2 separate regions of the Mus musculus genome follow, and region 1 is linked to region 2. The links are chromatin contacts, found by POLR2A ChIA-PET in ENCODE. All regions are on one chromosome and are shown on one strand. Each heading gives the region's core, a stretch centred on a gene start or an enhancer-like site at or near the end of the contact. The rest is flanking DNA. Distances are from core to core; before and after follow the strand shown. Region 1 holds the start of Taf15 (TATA-box binding protein associated factor 15). Region 2 holds the start of Rasl10b (RAS-like, family 10, member B).

Region 1 (7,740 bases), core at 2,910-5,409, 63 kb after region 2:
CAAAGCCTACTCTAACATGGGTGGCAGCTCACAAAAACTGGAAACCTGGCACACATTGCACAGTCTGTAGGCAGCTCAACAGCCTGCGGTGTGACTTTTCCTGGTGGCTCAGTTAGAGCTTTTTCTGGAGTCTCCATTGCTCGTATGCTCTTAGGGAAGAAATGACTGGTGAATCTGCTCAGTTTCAGGGACTTCCTGAAGTTTGGAATTCTTGACTTCCTGTCTTAAGAACTTTCTCTGCAGATAGAATGTTTCAACCTCTGAGAAAAACGCCACACAAGGAGGCCAGAGTTTGTTTAAGTCAGATGTCTTCTTCCTTTGCTTTCCATTTTATTTATGGAAGCAGGGTTTCTCTTTGAACCCAGAGCTCACTTGACTAGTCTAGCTAGCCAGCTTGCCCTGGGGGATCCCCTTACCCCATCAAGTGCTGGGACTCCAGATAGTCTAACATGATCACTAAGCACTGACATAGGTGATGGGGATCTTAACTCTGATTGATCCTCATGCTTTTCTCTCCAGCCCCTAACTTACCAATTCTAGTGGGAGTAAATAAGCAACTTTCAATTTAGAATAATTTTTGCATGGTTGAGGATTAAAACTCAGGGCCTAATAGCTAGCTGGGCAGACAGCCAACCCAATACTCACCCCTAATGGGTTGGGGTGAGGTAAGGGGTCATTTCTGAACTGAAACAACAGGATTTGCAGAGGCTAGATCCTCCTATGAAGTCATGGGAAATGGATCAGAGACAAACTGGCCCAGAAACATTCTGCTAAAGCTGTTGAGTTAAATGTTCCTGCTCTTGAGCTGGAGAGATGGCTTAGCAGTTAAGAGCACTGACTGCTCTTCCGGAGGTCCTGAGTTCAATTCCCAGAAACCACATGGTGGCTCACAACCATCTGTAATGGTTATCCAATGCCTTCTTCTGGTGTGTCTGAAGACAGTGACAGTGTACTCACATACATGAAATAAATAAATACATCTTAAAAAAACAATGTTCTTGCTCTCTTCTCTCAGTGTGTAGACAAGGGCCAGGTGAGTGGACATCACAGGAGCAGGAGAAGGCAGCACAAAGCACAAGTGGGTAAAGATGGAAGCTTGTTGCCGAGATAATCATGGCTCACTGGATTCATCGATCAGGCAAAAGCATGGGAGGCAGAAGGCACAGAGCTTGATCTGCAACTCTACCTTTGGTGGAGAATGACCAGGAACAGTATAGACATGGGAGGAGTTTCAGGTTTGGAGGTCCCGGACACTGTGCATAGGTCACTGACCACGGTTCAAAGGCTGGGAGGAGCACTGCGTCTATCCCCACTTGGCCGTGTGTCCTTGATAAAAGTGCTCACCTCTCTGGGTTTTGGGGTTATCATCTACAAAATATAGACTCTTATTTCACAAGCCTGCCCAGAAAATGAGAGATGATGGATATAGAAAACTAATTGTCATTCCTAAATTAACTTCCTCAGAAGCTTCCACTTTTCTTATTTGTTCGTTTATTTATGCATGTGGAGGTCAGGGGACAATGTGCAAGAGTCAATTCTCTCCTATAGTGCAGGACCCAAGGATAGAACTTAGGTTTTCAGTATGACAGTAACTGACTACCTGATGTGACATTTCGCTGGCCCTGAAGTTCCCATTTAAAAAAAATAGTATTCAAAATCCTCCATAAAGCATACGGGACCTTTCAGGAAGTAGCCTGTCCCCCACCACGCTTCTCTCTAGGGTTTTTGTCATCCAAGATGGCCTCAAACTTAGGATCCTCCTGCCTCAGCCTCCATCTGGCTTGGATTATGCACATGCATCTCCATGTCCAAATGTCCACCTCGGTCCCCCCATTTCTATCTTCCATCATCCCTGAACCCCATTGACAACCCAATCAGGGGCACTTATATTACCCAAAGTGCTCTATCACAGCTGCTAGCCTTGGAGAACCTATTGGCTAGTTCCTGATCTTTCTTTATAGCTCAGTTTAGGCAGCACCTCATGCAGGAGGCTTTCCTTCATAAGGCTACCTTCCTATGGATGAAGTGTCCTATTTTTAGAACACTTTCCACCCCTGGAACATTCAAGTCTGGTAGGGACCACAGGCCTGCACCCTGCCTATTATATTATGTGACTGCAGTTTCTGAGACCAGCAGGCTGGGTTTCTTTCTCTATCTCTAGGGTTTCCCAGGTTCTACACACAGAGTAGATCTTAGGAAATGGAAACTGGATAATGATATAAACTTACACTGTCAAAGATGAGCAATACTCTGTATATCTTTCTTAAAAACAAAAACAAAATTAGAACCCAGAAGATCTTTCTTTCTCCTGTAGCCTGGTTCTCTACAATTGCATAAGCTCTTCTCTGGGTTCCTCTCCTCGATACAGATGCTAAAGTACCATGGCTCATAGTCATGAAAGAACTTTTATTTCTTTATTTCTTTAGCCTTGCCTTTTGGTCCTGTCTAAAGGTTCCTAAAATCCTCTGTCTATACAGATACAATGAGGAGAAAGGACCTCATGCTCTTTTCTGACCTGAAGGTATCAATTCTGAACTTACCCTTTCTTTGCTCCATTCTAGTCTTTTCCGCTTGGTCCCTGTCACAGTGCAGGACACCTCTATCTGGCCATTTCTTGCATAGGCTTTCATGGCCTCCTAAGTGTCTGTGACTTCTGCACTTCCCTCTGCAGTTACTTTATGAGTCCAGTGCACTGCGATCTCTCTCACTAGCATTATTATTAAGCCACTCAAGTGATCTTCCTGCTTAAAATATTTTGTTTTAAGACAAAAATAAAAAAGGCCCTCTGCAGTCCTGTGTGTCCTGGAACTCACTATGTATACCAGTTTGGCCTCAAATTCAGAGGTCCTCCTGATTCCACTTTCTAGTACTGGGCCATGCTACCTCAATTGGTTTTAAAAATTATCAGTGCTGGGAATTGAGCCCAGGGACTCAAGCATGTTAGGCCAGGCTTGGATCACTGAGCAAAATTCTTAGTCTCGCTTCTCTCTCCCACTTTTAGGCACCTCGCAACTCCAACCTATTCTTCATTCTACAGCTGGAAAATACATATCTAATCTCCACCTTTTGAAGTTCTCTAGTGGGTGGATCCACCACCTTCAGGACAAAGTTCAAACTAAGAGGCCTCAGCTATATACCCTCCTACTTTTCTGGCAAGTTCAACTTTTCTCCCCTGGAGGCTACACTTCAAACATATCAAATTACTTGTTCTACACCAAGTCTGGACAGATCTTTTGCCCAATTCAACTTGAATAACTCATCACCCAGGTCTTCGTTCAGGTGTCACTCACTCGGGGAAATGTCCTTGCAGATTCTCGAGTTTTCCAAGCCCTTTTCCCAACTGAGCTTACTCTACGGCTTTCCGGTAAAACCCCTTAGCAACAGGGTCTGGTTACCAGGCTTCAAAATTCCACCTTTGCCCTTGGTTAGCCTCAGGCTATCCGGCTGTATCCGCAACTGGGGGAAACTATTTCATCAGTCTGTTGTGCGAATTAAATGAGATGATGTAAGGCGCTGACAATTTAAGAGTTAGCTGTTACAGAGGACTAAGAAAGATCCATTCCCGTGTCTCCTTATTCCCGGAGCCAGTTATGCGCGTGACTTAGACTGAAGTCACATTTTTGTTCTGGTCTCACTTCGATTTTTTTATTGGACAAGGTGGTTATAACAGCCCCGGAGGCGATCAGGTATGGAGCTTGTCACGACTTTCGTTCCGCTCGCTGCCCAGACTCGGGACGCCCCCAAGTGGTTCAAGTTCTGCAGCAAGAGCCCGAGCGAGGCCGACCACACCATTCCCGATTTTAAAGGAAGAATCGACTTTCCCAGGCATTAAGTTCTTATTTATAAAAGGGGAGCCTCGTCTTTCGCTTCATAGCTTCAAAGTCTACCAGACCCGGTAAAACTAGAACTGGGGTTGTGAATGGGGCGGAGCGAGCTGGCTCGCTTTCCTCCCCTAGCCCCAGGAGGGCATTGGTACTTTCCTCTCTCAATTCCCTCTCAATAATGGTACGGTCGCGGAGGGGAGATCCGGGAGGACTCTAAGGCTCGGCGGAACGGAGTGGCGTGGAATCACCCCTCCGGCTTCGGCGCAGTGGTATCGCCTGCCGCGCGCTGATTGGCTGCCGAGGGCCCGCAGTCGGCCTCAGCCCGCCGCGCCGCCCTCAGAGCAGCTCCAGCAGCCGCGCCGCCTGGCTTTTCGTTTTCCTTGTTCTCCGCGGGCCGTGGCGGGGCTCCGCGCCGCGGCTGTTAGTCATGTCGGGTAGGTGACTCCGTCAGCGAGCAGCGGCAGCGGCGAGAAGGGGTCCGGTGGGTTCTGGCCGTCTTCCCGCCCACCGGAGGGCCGCGAGGGAAAGACTCCGGCCTGAGGGAGGCTGGGGTGGGGGGAGGGAGGGGGGCGGCCGCGTCGCCGCCATGTTGGACCGGAGGCACGCACGCTCCCAACGCTCCCTGGCTACAAATCACGGCGGGAGCGCCCCGGAGCTCTTTTGATCCTGCCCTTGGAACCTGGGGAGATGAGCAGCTCCCCGGGGAGGGTGTGTGTGAGTTGGGGGGGGGGCGGAGGCCCGTCTACGCCATCGTAAGGGCGGGGGGAGCCGAGATCTGAGCATCAGCCTGAGGACTGGGGGCTTCGGGTCCTCCGCGCCGACTCAGATCTCTCAGCGAGGCCTCCGGCCGGTCGTCTCGCCACCTCGTTCCTCTGTTTCCCCATCCGAGAAGTGGAGCTGGGCCTTCCTGACTCACCCATTCATCAGGTGGGAGTCTTACGCTCTGGGAGCCCTTTTCGAAGCACTTTGCCTTACCCGAAGTCGCGCTACGGTCATTCCCTCTGCTGTAACCATTGGGGTTGCGGGGCGGTGTTTGTTTATTGGGCTTCACCTTTGTACTCCCTCCTCCACTTGTTAATCTCCTGAACTTAGAATTAAGCCTTGCCAGTTACTGACGAGCACTTTTAGGTCTTCGTGGCATTTCCCTTAAGACTTTAGAGACCAAGGACAGCGTCTTCCTCAAATTAGTATTTATAGAGGCCACTGCTGTGTGGAAGTGAGGCTTTCCCCCCTCCGGACAGGCAGTCTGGGTCCTGTTAAACCAGAACTTAAAAGTCCTCTGAATTCTAACAGTTCCAGTTGACCACATAAGGTCCTTTCTTTGGGCTACACTTACAGGTGGCAAAGACAGACCCAGAACGAGAGTTCTTTACTTCTGAGGAAAACATTGCCTAAAGCCATATGGCTGAGATGACATAATGACTTTGGTAGTTTTTCACCTACTTATGAGAGAAAGGATCTCATGAGGTATCCTTGGCTCAACTGGAACTCGATATGGAGTCCAGGCTGGCCCCAAACTCACAGATCCACCTAACCGCTGGCACTAAAGGTGTGCACCACTATGCTTGGAAGATTTGCCCTTTTATTAATTAATTGGCAATCCTTTTCTAAAGGTTTTCCCAGTCCACCTGGAGGGATGTGTATGATCAAATCTGCAATTGGAGAAGATTCAAAAGGAGCGAGAAAGACGGGACAGAGAATGATGGTCTTCCCTCAGATTAGCAATGATACTGAGGAGCTAGAAATCTCATCTTTTTGGGTAGGGTACCTGTATGGTGGAAAAAGCTAGGCTGAAGTGAAGTTAGCTCTTTTTAAATTCTGCTTTTTGTTCAAACAAGGGATTATTAGTTCCAGAGGAGAAATTGGCATATTTTTTCCAGGTAAAGGTCCAGAAAAGGATGTACAAGTGCATCCTTAGGAAGGGTATATGTAGGTTAACCGTGACTTAGAAAATTAAATAGCTCTCTTCATGTAGGAATTACCAAGATTCAGTGTAAGCAGTGCTCAGGGATTGTTTGGGACAGGATCTTCCAGTGTGTCCTAGGCTGGCTTTGAACTCATCATCTTTTAACAGCTTCCTGAGTGGCATTGCAAGCTTGCTACATTTGGTCCACACTGTTGGTTTTTTATTGTAATTATTTATATAAGACAATGACATTTTTATAGGACTGAGTAATTTCAATGAAAGATTTAAATTTAAAGGCTTAAGTTAGGATTTTTTTCTTACTGTTATATACAACTTAATATGTTTTGTGATGTATATGAAATACCTTGACTTTTGAATAAGTGACTTGTTTAATGTGTGTTAAATTAATACACTTAACAGAATAAATCCCCCCCTGTAAGTAACTAGTATTATTAATAAGCTACATCCTTTAAACATTCCAGACTACACTTAGAAATTTAATTGACTTATTTAGATGTTTGCTGTGGCAGAAAGACCCATGGTAAAAATGTAGAAGCCAGTGTGGTATGCATAGAGCTATTTTGGCAGTTAACTGATAGAGAGTATAGGTCTTGCAAATCTAAGGACAAGTGAATCCTTCACCTGTTAGCCAGATAATGAAAACTGAAATCCTTATAAATCTTGGTTTTACAGATTAATTATAGATTTGAAGGACTATCAGTGAAGGAATGAACAAAGGGAAAAGTCCTAGTGTGTGCAGTAACCAGGAAGCTTAGATACTGAGTAGACTCTTAAGAGTTCGTAATCTGGAACCTTTTACTTTTAGTACTCATTTAGCCTTTAGGAGACCACAAAATATTATAAAAATTTAAAAAGTCTGGGCTAATTAATGTTTTTGGGTTCCTGGTTGGAAATAAATGAAAAACTTACTGTTCTTATTTTTGAGACATGGTCTTACTAGCTCTCGATGGCCAGGAACTCACAGAAACACCTGCCTCATATGTGCCGGGCTTAAAGGTGTTCACCAAGCCTCAGTGAGTTGAAGTTTTTTGTTTTTTTTTTAAGGTTTATTTATTATTATTTGTAAGTACACTGTGAGGAATTCTCACAACCTAGGTCCAAAGAATCTGAGAGACTCAAATTTTTCAAAAGGTGAGTTCAAGGTAAATATTGAACTAGGAGCAGCTGTCAACGAGTCAAACGACAAACAGGATTAGGGAAAATGTTTTTAGGTTGAAGATTTAAAACAAAAACCAAACAAACCCCTCCCCAACAATATATTATATGGAAAGGCCACATAGATTTGAAAAAAAGGAACAAAATATAATTTTCTAAAATTTCATTAGCATGTGGGTGTGGGTGTGCTGTGGTGTACCTGTGAAAGCCAGGGCAACCTTAGGCGGTCTCTTTCACCATGCAGGTACCAGATGCTAGACTCAGGTTGTCAAGCTTATATCAGGTATCTTTACCTGATGAGCTGGCTCACTCTTCCCTTCCCCCAGATATAATTTACAAAAGTGGTAAGTGAAATAGCAAACTTAGGAGAATTTTAGATGTAGTTGCAGTCTGTCTCACAAAACTCAGAAGGGTAGAGAAGAAACTAAAATTTTGGTGGGTATTGTTGTACACACTTGTCACCAGTGCTCAGGGAGCTGAGTTGGGAAGAGTTCTAGTTTTAAACCAGCATGAGCTACATAGGAAACTCCTGTTTTTTGTTTTGTTTTTTTTAAGATTTATTTATTTCATTTATATGAGTACAATGTCACTGTCTTTATGTCTTCAGACACCAGAAGAGGGCATCGGATCCTATTACAGATGGTTGTGAGCCACCAGATGGTTGCTGGGAATTGAACTCAGGAACTCTGGAAGAGCAAGCAGCCAGTGCTTTTAACTGCTGAGCCATCTCTCCAGCCTGGAAACTCTTGTCTTTAAAAAGAAAAAAATCTAGAAAAGTTAAATTGTTCTTATTTTTGAGACATGGTCTCACTAGCTCTAGATGGCCAGGAACTC
Region 2 (7,211 bases), core at 3,836-6,335:
CTGTGGTTCTCTGCTGGCCTCAGCTGATCCATGCTGTCTGACTCCCGGGGAGAGTTAGGAAGATGCAAGGACCTCTCCTCAAGAGACTGTTGCCTGCCTGAAGCTTCTGTTCAGGCTCATGCCAAGCTTGACCGGATTGGGAGAACTGGACTCAGTTTAACCTGTATCCACTCTCCTTAGCCAAAGTGTGCGTCTGTCGAAAGCTGAAGTGCAGAGGGCAGGGAAGCAAACACACCAGAGCTCTTTCTGGTCAGATTCCCCAGGTGTTTGTCCCCAGCCAAGCCTGGTCCGTATTGTGAAGCTTGGGATGCTGGAGCCAATGCTGTCCCAAGAAGGCTTACTTTGCTGTTCTTGTTGGGATCTGTTGTTGGGGAGGGTGGGGTTTGGGGAGCCTTTACCTTGTGTACTCATCAATAAACTCATTTACACAAAATAAAGTTTGTGGTATGGACTTTGTTCCCAGGACAATACATAGCTGGCTAGAGAAAGGACCTTAGTAACCATTCTTATTCTTATTCTTTTTTTTTTTTTTTTTTTTTTTTTGTAAATGGCCCTAGCCCTCCCAAGGGGTTCAGCCAGTTGAAATTAGAATTCAGAAAAAAAGTATTTATATCAGGAAGCCACCTGTTGTTCAGGTCTCAAGTCCCATAACTTCAGGAAGGTGTGCATGGGGAGAGTCACTCTGGGCAGTTCCCAGGACACTAGGTAGAATGGCAGTGCCCTTCAGGTCCCCCGGGGTTGTCAGTATCTGCCAGCACAACCAAGGACAGAAGCATAGCTAAGCTGCTACTCGGTACCTGTGCACTCTAGTCCAAAAGCCCTTTGAACCCAGGGCCTGCGTGTTCCCAAGCAAACAGGATAGCCACTGCCTTAAAGAAAGCATCCCAAGGAGTCTATAACTACTTGTATTGTTTGGGGCACCTGTGTGGTTTGCTCAGTAACAGGACTGATGTCTCCCACCGCCTGCACCTAGGGGAAGAGCATAGAGGAACATCAAGCCCTTGGGCAAGTCCTTGCACATCTCAAGTATAGAGAAGAGTTTGGGGGGTCTACAGCACTTGGGCTGTAGTTGATGCTTCTGGTGTCTAGACTCAGAATGAACCGCCCTAGGCCACTCTTGGCTCTCTGCTGGAATTCCAAGATGTAGTGGAAACCCTGGAAAAGAAAGGAGTCAGGCACCTGAAGAGCAGTCTTGAAGTCTGTCTGTGAGACGGTCAAACATGGAGCCAGCTCAGGTGCACAAGTCACATGGAGAGCTTTCAAAAAGGACTCTGTCATGTTTAATGAGTGAGTCACAGTGAGGGTGAGATGGCTCAGTGGTAAAGGCACCTAGCTATCTGATTTACGTCTTCAGAACCCAAATGTGTGTTGATAATGGGAGGAGAGAACCAACTCCCAAAAGGTGCTCTCCGACCTAGACACACACACACACCCCATGGCATTCCTGGGTCCCCCAAGGTTAATATTGAGCAGTGAGGCCTCACTGGCAGGGAGAGGCTTGTGCCTGTTCATCTGCACTCATCCACAGTAATGCTGTGCATTGTTACAGTAGAATGGTAAAGCACTCAGCGCCACGACACTTGCTTATCTTGTTCCCCTGCCCATCTGAATTCAGCAGCCCCTGCTTTTCAGGGGAGATGAGGCACTACATCTAACTACAATGTCAGTTTCCTCTTTCTCTCCATAAAAGGTTCTCCCTCCTACTCACCACATCGACCTTTGCTAAGTCCTGAGATAGCCATATGCTCTGAGCAGCTGACCCCTCACACGCCCCCCCAGACTTAAACCTGAGATCACATTGTTTTCTAGCCCTAGAATGGGTATGTTGTTTCTCAGCACTCTCTAGTCTGGGCCTTCCTCCCGCTGCATGCCTTAGTACTTCCGGTCTTGCTTGGACCCAGATTTTTCCCTGCCACCCTCAGCTTTAAGAAGCAAGAGCCTGTTTATTTTAATAGCTGGGATGGCACTTGGGAAAGATCACACCTCCCCCGTTGTTACCCATTTCTATCTTCTGAACACTAATCCTAGAATCCCAGCCAGCCCCCAGACATGGTATTAGCAACAAGGATGTTTCTTGAAAAGTTTCAAGTTGGCTTTGAACTTGCCTTCTCAGTTCTCATTTAGCTTTTGCTCTGCTGTTCTTGATGCTGCCAACAAGGGAAAGCCTCAATTGGGGGCTGGGGAGGGGGCAGGGAGACCTAGATTCTTAGTTGAGAAGTGGCTCTGGAGAACTGTTGTTTCCTGAGCATTGTTTGGGAACAAGACTGCCATCTCTAGGATCAAATCCTCCAGGCAGAACCCCAACACCTGAATTAAGAAAGTGTGACTCCCATCCCCCACTGTTGGTAGGTATAGCAGTATAGCATATGGGAGGGTGAAGGCTCAGTATCAGCTGGCTGTCCTTCCACTCACAACCTACTCACAGCCAGCCTCTAATATCCCTGTGAGAGTCCTCAGTTCTGATAGAACAGGGATGGGCCTGGCCCTTGTCTCATTCCATGGCCTGGCTCCAGATGTTACAGAGGGACACACACAATTGCCCTCCCAGAACCTGAATTTGTGAACCTGCATCTCAGCCACTAGGTATCCTTAGCTGAACCACAGCCAGAAGAGGCTCAAGGCTAGACAGATCAAAGGACCAAACCCTTTGAACTTTCCCAGCAAGGTTATTTCTAGTGACAGAGAATGAACAGGCCCAAGTCAGCTCTCAGCAAAGCAAAATGAGTTAACTTCGGGCAAATGTACCATTTTATAAAGTACTACTTTATAGCAGTGCTTTAAATGACATACCACTGACGGCTAGTATGAGGTTTCGTCATCTGTAGGGGACAGCCTTGCTAGGTTTCTTATTTCTAGTCCCCCTCAAGCTGAAATGGACCTATGTCCTGAGGGAAGAACAGAAAGCCTGTATCCTCAGGCAAGATGAGGATGAAAGTTTTTTGAACGCAGTAGGAAAGAGTGTCCTGGATGATTTAACCAAGCTAAGAGGGTGTCAGTGGCTCCTCTGGAATCTCTCGAGTCCAGTCATATCTGATTCCCACCCAGCCCCAAAGCGGTCCTCTGAGAGAGGGCCCCTGACCTTCCCAGTCCTAATCTTGTTGCAGCATTTGCTCCAGTCCTTCTCAAATCCACATCTCAACTCTTGGCCCCACCTAGAATAAATGGAAATGCTTTCCCACAGTGCTGTTCATCCTGAGAGAGATGACCACACACTGGAGCTCCCTGCCAAGTATTGTGAAGACTTCACACACCGAGGCTCATTTAAGTCCTGTCTGCACCAGTGATGGAAAGGACTAGAATCTATTTCAACTGGCACAGGTTTCTTGCTTCAGTCACATAGTATCGGGCAAGACTGGAGTCAAATATGGGGCTCTCTGGCCGGGAAGCACAGTCATATGACCACCATGCTTTCTGCACAGCAGAGTGGAGACAAGAGTTAGAAAAATGCCCAAAACACAGAGCCCAAAGGGAGAAGTGAAGTGGGTTCTGTGAAATAGATGGAACCCATGGTAATAGCTTTGGAGGATTCAGTTCCATGCGGAAAACCCTTGGTGGATGGATACCAGGCTTGTTTCTCCCCACCACTCTAAAGGCATCGAATGCCCAGCGGTGGTGCACTGTTTCAGGGGCCCTTGTCCATCCAGTACAGGAGTGAGGACACTCCTGGTGGTTTGGGTCTCTGAGAGAGAATCATCCTTGTCAACTTCACCAGAGTTGAAGCCATCTTGGAAACACATCTTCGGGCATGTCAGTGTGTTTCCAGGGACGTTTAACTGAAGGGGGTTTTCCACCTGCATCTCGGGCAGCACCATCCCACGGACTGACTAAAAAGGCAAAAGGGGAAATTGAAATTTGAGCTTAACGCTAACGTGCATCTCTGCTTCCAGGCTGCATGCACAGTGCCAGGGACCTCACATTCCCACCACTTTGCCTTCTGGCTACAATAGATGTGTCTATTGTCATCACAATAGCCAAAACTAAGTCGCTTTTGTCAGGTACTTGCCACACCAACAAGAAAAGTAAAACGGGGGTCTTTGAGACCCTTTTAGGGGAACAAGAAGCAGTCAGGGTCATAACCTCTGTCAGCCTCTTCTGACCCCATTCTTCCAGCCTGAAGCATTCTGTCAGGTCTCTGGACTCTCAGTTGCTCCTAGCCTCAGCTGACCTCTCTGAAGTGGCCCACCTGATTTGCCCTCTAAGACCCCTTTTGACTTCACAAAGGAATTTGTCTGTGGCCTCTCCACTGGACTATGTGAGCCCTCTGCTGAGCTTTTCCGAAGCAAAGCTGCCCTGCTAGTGACACAGCCTTAGCATTCCATTTTGCATTTAAGTAAAAGTAGTTACTCATCCTTTCTCAGCCTCAGTGATCTCATCTGTAAAATGGGGGAAACAACCTCCTTCGTGGAATGTTCTGGGAATTTAACTTGAGGATTTAGGCAAAGCTCTTACCACATTGGAATGTTACCTACTGATAAAAATATGTTGGTGAGGACTATTTTAGATTAAATACAAGAGGAACTGCACCCTCAAGCCCTGCAAATGCTGGGATCTCAAAGGAGAGGGATCCGCAGCCTTAGAGGAGTGGAGGTCATGCTTTGGCAGGGGACCAGCTTTGCTTGGCACTAGCCTGGCCTGCTGTTCCCTGCCGCAGTGAAGGGTGAGAGTGACCACCCTCTACTCCGTCCTTCAGGGGTGGAAGAGCAAGAATCTGGATGCCAGCAACCAGGGCAGGACACACGCTGGGCATCTGCCAGTCACTGACTGACTGTATCGGTAAGGGTCAAAAGGACAGCGTGGGGAGGAGGGGACGAGCCCTGCCGAGGGCAGGGTGCGAGGCTGTGTGGGAAGGGAGTCGCAATGAAGGCAGAGGCTCCGGGGCCTTTCTCGTCCCCGCCCCCAACTCGTCCAGGCTCGAGCTAATTTCTCCCAGGGGAGAGTCGCGGGGGTCGGGGGCGTAGGGGAGGATTGAAGGTTGAGGTTAGGGATTGGGGAGCTGGTCCCGCGGCGCCCCAGTGAATCCGTCGGGCTCGGGGACCCAGCGGAACCCCCCGCGCCCGCCTCCCCCTCCGCCGGCGCGAGTGGGGCGGCGCGCTCCGCAGGGCGAGCAGCTGAGCGACCCTCGGTGCTGCGGCCCCCCGCGCCCCAGCCCGCCGCGCCCGGGCCGCGGGCGGCGCCCCTCATCCTCCCCCCGGGCGGGGGAGCCCAAGGCAGCGCCGGAGCCCGGGGGGAGCGCGGCCGCGCCGGCCAGGGCAGGGGGCAGGCAGCCGGGACGGCCCCGGGTAAGCGGGAGGAGGAGGAGGAGCGGGGCGACCGCGGGGTGAGGGGCAGCCCGGGGAGGGGGCAGCGGGCAAGCCGGAGTGGAGCTGGAGCCGGCAGCCAGCGGGGCTCCTGCAGCCCCCACACCTGCCACCGATCGGGTCACTGGGAGCCCGGCATCCGCCGGCGCCCCCACCCCCACGCGGACGTGGTAGGGACTCACCACCCGAGGACGTACGGCCCGGCCTTTAGGATCCTCAGAACCCCCGACCTTCCCAGTGTGAGGTAGAGACCCAAGATGTCCAGGCCGGGGAAGGGACTAAAAAGAGACTGTGGCCCGAGTGTGTGACCCCTGCCTCTTGCCGGGAGCTGTCTGCAGACTCACTGCAGAATGCAGGCCCTGGGGAAGCTCAGGGGGCCTGGGCCCTGCTTCCTGGGACAGACCTTTCACCCCCACATAACTAGGCATGTGGGCTTAGTAAACTGCTTAGACCCAGGACTTGTGCCTGGGAAGAACTGAAGGGGCATCTGTTCCCTCTGAGTTGGGGACAGGGCCACACTTAGGCCTGGTAGCTCCAGAGGCTTGCCAGTGCATAGGGGGCTGTTCTTGTACCCACTTCTTGACTCCCAGACTGTACCTGGTTTTCGTGTCTGCTACTACTCAAAAAGAGTTGGTTTGGGGGCTTGAGAATCTGCAGATAGGATACATCCTGAAACCTCTGCCACACCCAGAGTGAGTCCGTGTTCTTCTTTCTTGCTCTTTGCCCTCTCGAAGGCCCAGGACTCCCCCATCCCCACCTGCTCGTGCTGTTATGTAATTAACCCAGCTGAGCCTCTTTGCTAAGCTGGCAGCATCCAGGGATGCCCCAGAGGCCTAGGGACCTGAAGGGTTGTGCGTGGTGGTAGCGTTAGTTTTGTCTCCGTAGGAAGCAGGCTCAGAGGAGCACCTGTTGGGGAAGGGACATGCATGAGGCAGGCACAAGAGAGATTAGAGTCCTAGTCTTAGCTAAGGTGGCTTCCTTCCCTAAGTCTCTGGGTCTTGATTTATTGGTGATGGATTTTTGTTCTTCAATAAAATGAAAGGCATCATATACATGCATATGGACATATGGATGCCCAGGTACACACACTGCAAGTTTATGAGCCCATGCAACTGTAGATAGTGACCCATTCCTAGATTGCCAGGAGGTTCAACTGAGCGTCTGGGAAAACCTTAGAGGACAAGTAGCCACGGTTCATTGCAATACCTTCTCTGTGCCAGGCACTGGGCTTTCCGTGGACAACCTCACAATACCTATGAAGTTTCTTGGCCAAGGTCATCCTTTAAATTATTTAAATAAATGGCAGAGCTGGGAGTCTAACCTTGATGGTTCTTGCTCCAAACCCTGCCCTTTATTTACCATTGTGCACATATACATACATAATCGTAGGTTGAGTGTTGTGAACCAGGACAGCCTGGGGGGAGGCATTCACCTATGATCCATGCATATATAAAAACACACACATGAAAACATGATATGATGGAAACCATCAGAGCCCAGGAAACCACCTCTCTGCACCCACTTACTATGGGGGGGTTCATCATTCAGCCCAGGTTTTCTCCTTCCAGCGAAGAGGTTTACTGAGGCTGTCTTGGGGGCTATTGGCTTTGCTCTACACACGTGCAGAGCATGAGTCCAAAGCAGACGTTTTACTCACAAACCTACAGCTAAAATTCATCAAAGCTAGGGTTTGTGTTCAAGCTCTAAAAGTCACAGGAACTGAGCCAGCGAAAAGGTAATGAATTCATCGCCAGCGTCCAGCCCCTTCCTGGGCAGCAGCTGTGTGCTGCCAGGCCCTCTGAGCGCCAAGGGACGTCATAGACTCAGACCCGGCTTTTAGCTTGTCACTGTTTAGAATTACTAAGCTTAAACACGCAAAGCACCGCAGAAAGTAGCTGAGGTTCCAAGCTATGT

What was found. ChIA-PET counts read pairs that join two places held with the same protein, here RNA polymerase II (POLR2A).
Region 1: POLR2A ChIA-PET joins it to region 2 with 13 read pairs in Patski. The contact joins the promoter of Taf15 here to the promoter of Rasl10b in region 2. POLR2A ChIA-PET finds 5 or more read pairs at or near these places in 3 of 5 experiments (Patski and embryonic stem cell).

Annotation. Positions count from the first base shown.
Region 1 is chr11:83,468,949-83,476,688 of GRCm38, forward strand. Taf15 (TATA-box binding protein associated factor 15) reads left to right here and starts at 4,160. Exons shown (of 16, transcript NM_027427.3): 1 at 4,160-4,258. The coding sequence starts at 4,252.
Region 2 is chr11:83,404,603-83,411,813 of GRCm38, forward strand. Rasl10b (RAS-like, family 10, member B) reads left to right here and starts at 5,086. Exons shown (of 4, transcript NM_001361568.1): 1 at 5,086-5,279. Ap2b1 (adaptor-related protein complex 2, beta 1 subunit) reads left to right here. Exons shown (of 22, transcript NM_001035854.2): 22 at 1-433.